Regions from separate parts of the Mus musculus genome. Here region 1 is linked to region 2. A link is a contact called in ENCODE Hi-C or POLR2A ChIA-PET data. All regions are on one chromosome and are shown on one strand. Each heading gives the region's core, a stretch centred on a gene start or an enhancer-like site at or near the end of the contact. The rest is flanking DNA. Distances are from core to core; before and after follow the strand shown.

Evidence for each region. Hi-C counts contacts between places; a loop is a spot of excess contacts on that map. ChIA-PET counts read pairs that join two places held with the same protein, here RNA polymerase II (POLR2A).
Region 1: a map of regulatory T cell shows a loop between it and region 2 (1.9-fold over the local background). The contact joins two enhancer-like sites. A Hi-C loop is called at or near these places in 2 of 37 maps with a recorded cell type or tissue (heart and regulatory T cell). POLR2A ChIA-PET finds 5 or more read pairs at or near these places in 1 of 5 experiments (embryonic stem cell).

Annotation. Positions count from the first base shown.
Region 1 is chr13:40,935,571-40,941,778 of GRCm38, forward strand. The region is part of intron 1 of Gcnt2 (glucosaminyl (N-acetyl) transferase 2, I-branching enzyme); the gene reads left to right. Among named protein-coding and RNA genes, the nearest start is that of Gm31683, 21 kb to the left of the region's middle. Within about 2 kb of position 3,601, at least 1 of the 3 ENCODE cell types and tissues checked has a DNase peak (open chromatin) inside an H3K27ac peak, as active enhancers do.
Region 2 is chr13:40,894,923-40,901,555 of GRCm38, forward strand. The region is part of intron 1 of Gcnt2 (glucosaminyl (N-acetyl) transferase 2, I-branching enzyme); the gene reads left to right. Gm31683 (a long non-coding RNA gene) reads right to left here. Exons shown (of 3, transcript XR_382246.4): 3 at 5,901-6,360. Among named protein-coding and RNA genes, the nearest start is that of Gcnt2, 11 kb to the left of the region's middle. Within about 2 kb of position 4,864, at least 1 of the 3 ENCODE cell types and tissues checked has a DNase peak (open chromatin) inside an H3K27ac peak, as active enhancers do.

The sequences.
Region 1 (6,208 bases), core at 2,351-4,850, 39 kb after region 2:
GATGATGCGATGCCCAAGAACTCACGAGAGACCGATCTTGATGCAAACAGCAAGAGGTTTATTTGGGAAAGGCCAGTGCACTGGGGCAAACCCGTAATCCATGCAGGGGTAGAGGAGTCGACCCTGAGCTCAAGGGGCAAGGGGCTTATAAAGGCAAAAACAGCAAACACCTGGCATTGGGCTATAGCATTTGGCAAGTATAGCCGGTTCAAGGAATGGTTAGAGTATTCTGTATGAACATTTCCTGAAACAATGGAGCAAGTTAAACTTCTACTTTGTGGTTAGTACATTCTGGAACAATGGGGTGAGTTAAACTATTACTCCCTGCCATTAGTGAGGTCTATTTTGGACACAAGTCTAGGGGCTTACATAATTTTTCACTCTCTCTCAGGATCTTTCAGTGGTATGCCCATAAATGCTGGAGCAGACAGTAATTAGCGTAGGAAGACAGAGGAGACACTCCCCTTGTGCTCAGGCCCAACTCTGAAGACTCCTAACTTAATTTAATGATTTAATGTGAATCGTGTAACTCGTGATGGTATGTTTCTATATTTTGTTTGTTTGTTTGTTTTTCGAGACAGGGTTTCTCTGTATAGCCCTGACTGTCCTGGAACTCACTTTGTAGACTAGGCTGGCCTCAAACCCAGAAATCTGCCTGCCTCTGCCTCCCAAGTGCTGGGATTAAAGGCATGCGTCTCCACTGCCCGGCTGTTTCTGTATTTCTAAACTGGAAATGATAGTGTTCACCTAGAGTACATTGTTGTGTTTTGTTTGTTTGCTTTGAGACAGGGTTTCTCCATCCTGGAACTCACTCTGTAGACCAGGCTGGCCTTAACTCAGCGCTATCCAACTGCCTCTGCCTCCCTAGTGCTGGGATTAAAAGCTGAGCGCCATCACTGCCCATCTCACTTTTCTTCAACAACAAGAAGTTTCCTCTGAATATTTGTTGGTGGGTGTGGTTTGCAGCAGCCTCTCTGGCAGTTTTAATATCTGTGAAGTTGTTGGTTTTTTTGTTTTTTTGTTTTTTTTTTGGTTTTTTTTTTTTTTGAGCCACTTCCCCCATAAGTCATCTCCATAAATGATGGAACAGTTTGGTATCTCATTTGGAAAAGTTAGGCCCGAGGATATAACTCAGTGGTGGAGAATGTCTGCAGGCTGTGGAAGACCTCAGTTTTGATCACTCGGGATGATACGCTGAAACCGTTGATCGAACTATTAAAGCTGGTGTACCTTTGTTAGCTTCGTAGTTTAGTATCAGTGCTTCCTAGTAAGTAAGGAATCCATGAGCTTCATGGAAAGAATATCAAAAACTGGGTTCCACATTGATCCCAGACGCGTGGGCCATTGTTAAGCGCCCCATCATGGTGCTTTCAACCAACCAGATCAGTCAAGAGCACCCTAATATCATTGGGTATCATAGCACCTCAATTAAGATTCTTATTAAAAACTTTATAGGTGGCTTATGAGTTTCATTTTTGTTGCTTTCTCTGTCAGTTAATATCTTAGTGCTTGCTCTTGAGCTGACAATAGCTGTCACCCAGAGTCCCTAATGTGTTGGAATAACTTCAGCTTAAAGGAAACCCCCAGTGTTATGATGTAAGGGCTTATCAGGTCCTGTTTGGTAAAGAGGGAAGCAAAAGCAGCAGCCAGATGAATAGCATTTCTGCAAAGGCTCACAGTTGGTTTTATAGACGCATGCAGATATTGGATTCCTGACCGCTCTGTACCGTCTCACTGTAGTATTGTCTCCAGAGAAGACTGCTCAGGCATGGGTTTCAGCCACTAGAATGTCTTCATTAGCTGACGGCTCCTATACGGTGTAGCACTGAGATCCCAGTGTAGCACGGAGACTTTCTCCAGATGAGCTTATAAGCGCACAGAAGCCATGTTCTGGGTGGGACATACTCCAGTTAACAAGAGCAGTTAGCCAGAAGCAGAACTAAGAAGCCAAAAGGCAAGGTTAGTACATTTAGAGATTTTCCCAGGACTAGGGAAAGGTCTTTGTTTTCATTTTGGCTGGCGGGGCTGTCTATATGCTGTCTGATGGCCTGAATGGTAGGTACTTCAATCATGGAGTCAGTCCATTGTGTCTGGGGCCCTGCTCCAGATTTATGGAAACGAGACATGTCAGAGTTGAACAGATCATGCATTGTCTGTTTCTGTTTGGTGCTGCGTCTCAGCTCCGGCTGGTTCTGTAGCCAAGGATGGCCTCCATGTACAAGTCCTCTACCACTGCCTGGGAAGTGCTGGGATCAGATTACTTCTGACTAGGGCTATGTGTGTATGCTACCACACCCAGGCTAATGCAGTGCTGGGGATTAAACCTAGGGCTTTATGCATGGTGAGCATCCGCCCTCCCAACTGAGCTACATCCCCACCCTAAGCTCATTATGGTTTAAAGACTGTTCCTTGTCTGTTTCGTCCACAGGACAAAACACATTCTCAGTACTTCTGGGACCTTTGAGGGTCCTCTTTCAGTCACTTCCCACTGTAATGACCACTCTAAACCCATACGTTAGATGTCTGGTCTTCTGTTGCTAGATAACTTCTTTTAAACATTTACTCATCTTTAATTTATCTGTGGTATGTCTGTACCTCTCTGCACCACATTGGTGCAGTGACGTCAGAGGCTAAAGGAGGGCTTGGGATCCCTGAGAACTGGAGTTACAGGTGGTTGTAAGCCACCATGTGGGTGCTGGGAACTGAATCTAGTGTTCTCAACTGCTGTGCGTCTCATCTCCCCAGTCCTCTCACTGTATAACTTTTAATTGACGTGTAGACGTTTAGATCCAAATATTTGGGCTAAATGGATGTTTGAGGAAAAAGCAATAGGCATAGATTTCTTCCTTGTTGCATGTTTCCTGGGGACTGGGCATTAGGAAGGAGGGCACCCATGTATCCCAGGCCCAGGGCAAACCTTTCTGTCATGTTTCTTCTCTTTTTTTAAGTCACCTTACACAACTGGACAAACAGAACTGTACTGGTGTTTTTCAGAAAAGGCTAGGCTTGTTATAGACAGAGACTTAGTTCCCAGAATTAGCAACCTATATATATCTCAGTTTGTGCAACAGCAAGCTCACGACTGACCTTCAACAACTTCTGACCAGAGCTGAGCTGAACATCAGGGTTAAAATTAGACAACCATTTGTGTGTCTGAGTTTTTATTTGACTGTTTGTATATGGACCAGGACAGGCTGGGGGTGGCGGGCAGTGGTTACAAATAGTAGATGAATTCTTGAGTCGTAGCCAACTGAATGTTGCCTGGTGCCTTGTTTTGAAGGTAAAGAAGGCACTGTGTATAGAGCAAAGATGGAAATCTGCCTACGAGGCTGGAGAGATGGCTCAGTGGTGAAGAACACTGGCTGCTCCTCCAGAGGACTCAGGTTCAATTCCCAACACACACATGGCTGTTCACAGCTATCTGTAATTCCAGTTTCAGCAGCCCCAACACCCTTAAGACAGACAGACAGGCAGGCAGGCAAGGAAAACACTAATGCACATGAAATTAAAATGTTTTAAAAATTAAACAAAATCTGTTCACGTCAGTAAGGGGTTTACTCCTGGCAAGGAAGCATACGGCACCAGCCAAGCTGTTCCGATGACGTCAGGAGAGCAGGGCCCTGCTGACTGAGGGAAATCAACACTGCATTTTTAATGGACAGTCACGTAAAACCTGATGACTACCGCAGGAACTGAGAAACACCAATCTAAGCTAGATATAAGCACTCAAGATGTACCTAAAGACAGTGGCTGCAGGGAAATGTTAACCAGCAGAATCTACCGGGGTTTCCAGAATCCAGTCAGATTCATGTTCCAAGGAAATAAAGGAAATAGCTCTGCTTCTTCTTCTTTTTTTTTTTTAAATTTAGCTCGTAAGCCCAGTAAAAGTGCTAAATGTATATGAGAGATGAACTCTGAGTTCAAGAAACCCAACAAGCATTTCTCACATTAGAGAAGACTTGCCAGCAGGGTGTGGTAGCACACACCTTTAACTCCAGCGCCAGGGAGGCAGAGGCACGTGGATCTCTGTGAGTTCAAAGCCAGCCTCATCTACAGAATGAGCAGGACATCAAGGCTCAGTCTCTCCCTCTCTGTGTAACTGTAACTCAACCAACACTTAAAAGCAGGAAAACACAGAGAGACCCTGTCTCAAACCCCTCCACTAAAGGTGACTTTTTAATCTATGCTCAGTATGAACTAGTTAGCTAGTTAACAGTCATGAGGTAGCCAGGCAGGGTGGCACATGCCTTTAATCCCAGCACTCGGGAGGCAGAGGCAGGCGGATTTCTGAGTTCAAGGCCAGCCTGGTCTACAGAATGAGTTCCAGGATAGCCAGGGATACACAGAGAAACCCTGTCTCGAAAAAAAAATAGTCATGAGGTTGGGATTGAGAGTGTAGATCATTGGTAAAAGATGTGCAAGGCCCTGGATTCAATTATACACACACACACACACACACACACACACACACACACACACACACACACACCACAAATCTTATATTCTGAGCTAAGAGTGACATAAGAGTATTTATTTTTGCGGAAATACACGTATTATGTATGATCTAGAAAGTCGAGATAGAGACCTAGCGTCGGGGTGAAACTTAGCAAAGCGTCAGCATCTGCAGATGCAGCCTCAGTGTGACGTCAGTGAGGGCGATAGGAAGATGCCATGGCCCGTTCTGGCGCTTTCAGTTCTGTGAGAAATAGAAAGTCTAGGGGAGAAATACAGAACTGGAGGTGACCAGAAAGACTCTCCTACGGAATCGAAGCCAACCTCATAGGCTACTCAGAACTCGCTCTGGGTCCCGTGATGAGTTATGGACAGGCCAGGAGTAAATTCAGCATGGCTACCTCATAGCTCCACATTCTTTTCTCCACTCTTCTTAGGTGTTTGACCAGGTAGTCATCAGAGTTATGGAAAAATTAAAAGAGCTGGCTTAAGGAGAGAAGGGTGTCTCCTATCACCAGAAGCGAGTGAGTGGGCCAAAGCTGAATGCTGGAGTTTGTGTGTTAAAAGGGGAATCCCTGTTCCAACAGTGTTGAGAGGTGGGACCTCTGAGAGGTGACTAGGTGTTAAGGGCGATGGGCACTCAGGTTGATGCATGCCTTCCCTGCAGTCTGTGACACTTGTCACAGAGGCTGGAGACAAGACAGGAAACAAGGACTTCCTGAAGAGCCTGTTGATTTTCCAGGAAAGAAACTTGGACTCAGTTCCCTAGGAAGGTTCCCACATCAAATTTTGAGTTTGGATCATATTTGTAAGCAGTAATTGTTTTCCTCTCTACCTAAACATTGTATTGATTCTCACTCGTTCATATCTTCTTATCTGCTGTCTTTTTAAATCATGTTTTTAATTCTTTAAAAGAAAATTTAGCTTTAAATGTATATTGATCTTACTCTTCCCTTCCCGCAAGTCTTTCCAGGTCCCTTCGCCTCCTACCTACCGAACTTTACATTCTTTCTCAAAAACAAACAAAAACCCAATACAAGAGAACCAAGAAAACAAAATAAAACCCCTCCCCTCAAACAAAAACAAAACCCCACGAAACTGTAACCAAATAAAAACACACTCTATTCCCTTACTCTATACCTAACCTCTGTAGTTCTGTGGATTGTAGCTTAGTTATCATTGACTTAACAGCTAATATCCATATCTAAATCTAAGTGACTACATAACCAGATTTCTCTCTGGGTCTGGAATATCTCACTCAGGATTATTTTATCTAGTTTCATAATCCATTTGCCTGGATGGTGTCTTTTTTCTTTTTCTTTTTTTTTACTCCATTGTATAAATGTACCACATTTACTTTGTTCGATCTTCTCTTGAGGGATATCAAGGTTGTTTCCAATTTCAGTTTCTTATGAGTAGAGGTTGTTTCTAATCTCAGACTATTATCAGTAGAGCAGCAGTGAGCGTGGCTGAGCAAGTGTCTCTGTGGTAGGATGAAGCATCCTTTGGATATATGCCCAAGGGTGGTAGAGCTGAACCTTGAGGTATTCCCAACTTCCTGAGGAACCACCACACCCGCTTTCCATCATGGCTGTAGCAATTTTCTCTCCCACTAGCAAGATATGAGCATTTCTCTTACTGAACACCCTCAGCACCATGCGCTGTCACTTGTGGCTTTGATCTTAGCCATTCTAAGGGGTCTAAGATGAAATCTCAGCGTTATCTTGATTTGCATTTCCCTGATGGCTTAGGGTGA
Region 2 (6,633 bases), core at 3,614-6,113:
AGGAGGCCTTCGCATCGGCTCTTCTTTGCCCGTATTCCCATCCGGAATAGAACCAGGGGCTGAAAGGGCTGACATAACTTTCTTGGGTCATTGTCCCACCCTGAAACTAAAGGCACAGAGCCAGCCTTGGTTCAGAATGGCACTGTGGCAGGGTGCAGGACAGACAGAAGCACACGCCTGTGATAGGATGTCTCCTTATCCTCACTTGGTGTTAGAGGGAAACCACCTATGTGGCTTTAACGACCTCAGAAATTAGAACTTGGAAATTTATTTTTGTGGGAAAGGTATGACCTCTTCACCACATCTTTTTTCCTCAGAAAAATATTTATTTTCTATTTTTCTAAAGATTTATTTGTCTTATATATGTGAGTACACTGTAGCTGTACAGATGGTTGTGAGCCTTCATGTGGTTGTTGGGATTTGAATTTAGGACCTCTGCTCACTCTGGTCAGCCCCGCTCACTCCAGTCAACTCCGCTCGCTCAGTGCCTGCTCGCTCTGGCCCAAAGATTTATTTATTATTATATATAAGTACACTGTAGCTGTCTTCAGACTACCAGAAGAGGGTGTCATATCTCCTTATGGGTGGTTGTGAGCTACCATGTGGTTGCTAGGATTAGAATCAGGACATTTGGAAGAGCAGTCGGTGCTCTTACCTGTTGAGCCATCTTACCATCCCGAAAATATTTATTTTTAATATATAGTATTTTAATTATTTCTTTGAGAATTTGATACATGCATATAACAAGGTGATTTCATCATAATTGCCCCATTCCTCTCCCTAACTTCTTCCAGACCCTTTCCTTACCTCCCTGCCTCCTTCGAATTGTATAGTGTTTGTTTTTATAACCTAGACTCCCTGGTTCTGGGGCAATCCACCAACATGGTCAACCTAACAGGGGTCACATCCTTAAAGAAACCCTGTCCCAGAAGCCATCACAGGTCCATAGCTCCTCTGTGATGGGCAGGGCCTGCAGAGTCACCCCTCCCCAGCCCGTGCTGGAATGCTGACTGGCTTGATCTTGTGGTGGTCTTCTTCATTTATCCATAGCTGCTGTGAGCTCATGAGCAGAATTGTCATGTCCCAGAGATGCTGTGTCTTCAAATTCCCCCAATCGAAATCTCTAACGCTTACAAATTTTCCACCGTTTCTTCTACAGTATTCCCTAAGCTTCCGTGGGTGAGATCGATTGTCTCATTTGTGGCAAAGCACCCCATAGGTATTTGTCCTCTGCACTTTGACCAATTGTAAGGTTCTGTATTGCACTGCGCGAAGAAACATCTCTGATGAGGTCTGAGAGCTACGTTCATCCATAAGGAGAGAAATTCAGATTTAGAGGGTAGTTTGATACTATGTCAATTTAGCAAAGAAATAATGGGTTCACCCCATGCCCCTGTGAGCTCCCCAACCCTTGGTTGGTTCTTAGCCAGAGTCACAGTCACAGGCATGTGTTTCTTCCTGGGAAATGGGCCTTCAAGCCATCAGAAAGTAGTTGGTTTACCTCTATAACATTTATGCTATGTTTATATCTATGAGCATATCTTGCCATGTTGGTTATTGCTGTAGTTCACAGGGGTCACAGCTGGGTAGGACTGTTGATGAATACCCTTCCTTTCAACAGCCTACATAGCACCTTCTAATACTATGGAAGGCAGCCAGAAGGAAGGAAGCCTCCAGGTCAGTATCAACACTATCTCTCCATGTCCTGCTACTAAAGTGTGTCTTCTGTGGCAGAGCCTTACTGTCAAGCTCCGTGGGCAGCAGAGAGCAGTGACAGGAGCCTGTATTACTTTGCAGGTCTCTAGGATATCCCTGACCAACAACTGGAGGGATGTATCCCATACAGTGGGCTTCTTATTTGGCAACCTAAATAGGAAGGGAAGTTTGAGTAGGAAGCAGAATGGGAAGGTAGGGCAGAGATGGAGGGAGGAGAGGGTGTAACTCACTCTAAGGATGTCTGGGAAAAAAACCACATGGAAACGTATTTTATAAGCTTCCTAAATATGTGCAATATATATGTATACACACACACACACACACACAGAGATGTCCCTAAATATAAAACATATCTGTACATATTTACACACATATATACACACATGGACATGCACATATCAAGAGTTTAATTGAGTTAGCCTACACAGGGGATAATGTACCTCCCAAAAGCTATAGAAATCTTGTCATCATACTGTGACCTCATTGTGTGTGAACATACTTAGTTTGCGAGAGGATTTCTTTTTTTTTTTTTTTTTTTTTTTTTTTGGTTTTTCGAGACAGGGTTTCTCTGTATAGCCCTGGCTGTCCTGGAACTCACTTTGTATACCAGACTGGCCTCGAACTCAGAAATCCGCCTGCCTCTGCCTCCCGAGTGCTGGGATTAAAGGCGTGTGCCACCACGCCCAGCGCGAGAGGATTTCTTATGTTTGATCTCCTTCAGTGCTTATAAGAATCCTATTTAAAAAAATATAGGGCTGCTGTTCCCAATGTATAGATGAGGGAATTTAACATAACATAACATGGCTGGGGAGAAGTGAGAAAGCACTAAGTGTATTGGTTTATCACATAGTGGTAGAGGGTTACCTAGGATGCTCAAGGCCCTGTGTTTGATCGCCAGAAACTCACACACACACACACACACACACACTCACACACACTCACACACATAATGATCTATGTGTATAAAATGTCACAGAGACTGACGTTCATTTTCTTTCTATGCTAACCAAAAAAACAAAAAAGGAAGTAACTTGAACAAAGACAAACCTTTAGAATACTTATACTTAATATACAGTAAACAGAATCATATGATAAACAGGGGAAGGAGAAGTAATGACACATTATGTACTAATTTAAAATTGAACCTAGTGTTATTAATCCTTCATTTAATTATAATAACACTAAGAGTCCAGGTAATGAAAGGGCAGATTCATACTTTATTACGCTGTGGAATGGCTGTATAATCGGACCTACAAGAGGTTTTCCCTTTTCTCCTCCTAATGGTCCGTTTTCTCAGAAATCTTGGCTTTTTCATGTGAGCAGAGACACAAGAGAGGGCAAGGGAATGCCTTTGGGTCCACATCGTCCCTATAGAATCATCACAAGACTCTTGTTGCGTGGCTGTTTAAGTCAATGCTTTGCAAGTGGGAAGATGAACTCCGGGCAGCTCAGTAACAAACGCACTGTGTCCAAACACCGGAAGCCGAGCAGTGCACACAGAGCTAGGCAGCTCAGTAACAAACTCACTGTGTCCAAACACCGGAAGCCGAGCAGTGCACACAGAGCTGGGCAGCTCAGTAACAAACGCACTGTGTCCAAACACCGGAAGCCGAGCAGTGCACACAGAGCTAGGCAGCTCAGTAACAAACTCACTGTGTCCAAACACCGGAAGCCGAGCAGTGCACACAGAGCTGGGCAGCTCAGTAACAAACGCACTGTGTCCAAACACTGGAAGCTGAGCAGTGCACACAGAGCTGGTGCTTAGCTAGCCCTGCTCACAGATAAATGCTTCCCTCTACCCTCTATTAGAGAGGTACAGTGTGCAAAACAATGCCGGGAAGTTTGGTAAGGTAGAGCAGGTTGAGACTGGGAGACTTGGCAGGCCTGGGAGGAAAGCTTATTGGCTACGCCCTCCAGGCCTCTAGGTATCTCATTAGCATGGAGACCTCTATCTTGAGCCTACTTAACCTGTGGTCACATCTCTTTTAGGTGAGAAACATGGTGTATGTGTTCCATGTCAGGAGTCTGGCAGGGAGCTGGGAGTCACTTAAGCCTCAGGTGTGAGCTCACTGAGTCTCCAGGTCTCAAATAGGGACTTTGGAGTTCCTGTAGTGAGAGATCCAGAAAGTAGTCAGTGCAGCTACTGGAAATGAAGGTGACAGAGCTGGGGCGAAGCATGGTGCTTGTAGGTGCTTGCATGAATGTCCTGGAATAACAAATCCTTAATAGCGCCTACTCCCAGGGAGTAAGGGCAAATGAAGCCAGAGGGTGATGTAATGCCAGCACTAAGTCCAGGCATTCAGTAAACTGCACCTACCTGCCAGCACTCCAGACACCAGCTGCCTTCGTTCCTGCCCTGGTGAATTTCTGAGTTCCTCTCTCTTACAATAGCATGTCTTCTAATCCTGCCTCCGCTCCAGACCCCTTTTTGTTTGTTTGTTTGTTTGTTTGTTTTGAGACAAGGTTTCTCTGTGTAGCCCTGACTGTCCTGGAACTCACTCTGTAGATCAGGCTAGCCTCAAACTCAGAAATCCACTTGTCTTTGCCTCCCAAGAGTTGGGATTAAAGGCATGCACCCCACTGCCTGGCTTCCAGACTGCTTTAAAAAATAATTTATATTCCACATTTACTAAGTGTGGTTGTGCATGTGCCACGGCACAAGGGTGTATGTCAGAGAACAACTTCTAGTCAGTTCTATCTTTCCATTGTGGGCTCTGGGCATCTGTCTGTCTAATGGGACAAGTGCCTTTATCTGCTAAGCCATCTTACCTCTCCAGGGTACTTTGGCTTACCCTCTAGTGACAGAATGGCATTTATAAAATCATCTCTTGTCACATGGGCTCTCCTCTCCATATGTAGCTACTCCTACAGTGTGAAATCCTAGCCTGTTGGGCCCACGATGCTCACTGCCATCTGCATTGTGGACTTCCCAGTGCCTCTATCTATGTCCTGTGCTTTTTACATTTTAGCTCTACCAGATACCTTGTGGGTCCTAGCTGTGCCATATCTGGCTTTCCTGTCATAATCTGTGCCATTCCCTGCTGGGATAGGATGTTCTGGGATGTTCCTTTTATCCCTCCCCCCTGCCCCCAACACCTGACTGGCAGATGTTTTTCCTTGAAGATGCAACTTAGAATCACATTTAGAAAGCCTGTTCTCATTCACCCTCCTCCGAGCTCCCACGCTCGGGCTGTCAGTCTCGCATTACTTCTGTCTTGAACGTTCCTAGGTAACAACTGCTCATGCCTGGCTTTCCTTAGAGAGAGCACAACCACTGATACACAAGCACCCTTCCTACAGTGAAGATCTCCCTTCAGGTCATCTGCATACGCGCACCTGGATGATGACAGGTCAGGTTGATTGCTTGACTTTTTCCTGAGGACGGACACAGAAACGCCTACTCACTCCAGATAGGCTCACAGCACACCCGTGAAAGGATTGCGGTCAAGCAGAAGAGTAGGTCAGGGGCTACTTGACGAAGGTTACTTTCAGGAACCTAGGTGCTGTTAGCATGAGATAGCCTGAGAGCTGTGTCCCTGCATTTCCTGTTTAACTTGCAGAACCCACACAGCTGAAGACTCTCTTCTCCTATAGCAGCCACTTCCTGTTTCTGTAACACTCCAGAGGGATCTTACTTGCTCTGTAAGTTTCTGTGAGTTTCATAACCTTTAAACCTCCTTGCTCGCTCCAGGAGAAAAATGTCAATCCCGAGGGAACACCACCATATGCATACAATCTTATGTAGTTACTTACTTATTATTTGAGTCATCACTTTATAATCTAGGCTAGCCTCAGACTCTTGTCCCCCCTTTCTCGGCTTTCCAAGGACTAGCATTACAGGTTTGTGTCCACGCCCCGATTTTACGTAAACTTAAGTGCTGGGGATCATCCTGGCTTGTCCTGCAATGCACTCTATGAGTCTGGGGTCCAGAGAAAGGCAAAGATTCTGCTTATCACTCTGCTGTGGTCTGGTCCTGAAGCTGTGCTAATGTTAAAGCCCAGTGTAGGTCTAGGGCATAAGAGCCTCGACTCTAGCCAGCTTCTTCATCTGTTGTTCATTAGGAGAAGCGGACATCTGGAGCAAGATTAAAGGGGAATTTGTCTGTCTTGGAATGGTAGAGAGACTGCCTGTCATCTTAGTGTGACACATCCCCCAAGGGATTGTCCCAAAGGGAGTAGGAGTGTTAACATGACTGTTTTCCAGTAATGCAGCTGATTTTGTCACCTGACCTCTCACCTGACCCCTGTGAAGATGTATAAACTGCTCTAACGATTCTATTCACTGAATGTATAGAGCTGCTAGCCACTGCCAATGCCACGGGAAAATTCTTTATCTTTTTCCATGCAATCCAATGCATTATCCGCAAGGCACTATGTAGGGTCCTTCTTCTGGAGTTGTTATTACAGCTTTTTTTTTTTCTTATCCTAGTATCTGTTTTTACTTAAGAAGGCAGATGGGATAAAAGTGCTGGACAGAGATGGCTCAGCAGTTAAGAGCACTGGCTGCTAGGACCCAGGTTCAGAGGACCGAGGTTCTGTTCCCAGCACCTACGTGGCAACTCACACCAGTCTGTGACTCCAGAGAATCCAATGCTCTCTTCTGGCCTCCCTGGCCCCAGGCATGCAGATGATGCACAGACATCCCTGCAGGCAAAACATCCATACACATAAAAATTAAAAACAGAAATTACGTAGAATTAAATCTATCAAAGAGAAAGACAGGCGCTAGCTGTTTTTGAATTGCAAATTTGTCATGAGACTGAGCTACAACTGCAAGATCTTGACCTGACTGTCATGCTGCCAAATGTGTCAGAGTTCGAGGTTTGGCTAATCCCTCCTTGGGAAATGTGCACAGAAATGGATAAATTCTGTCCTTTGGGTATTCTTCATCCCCGATATTTGAAAGGACTCTGGGAC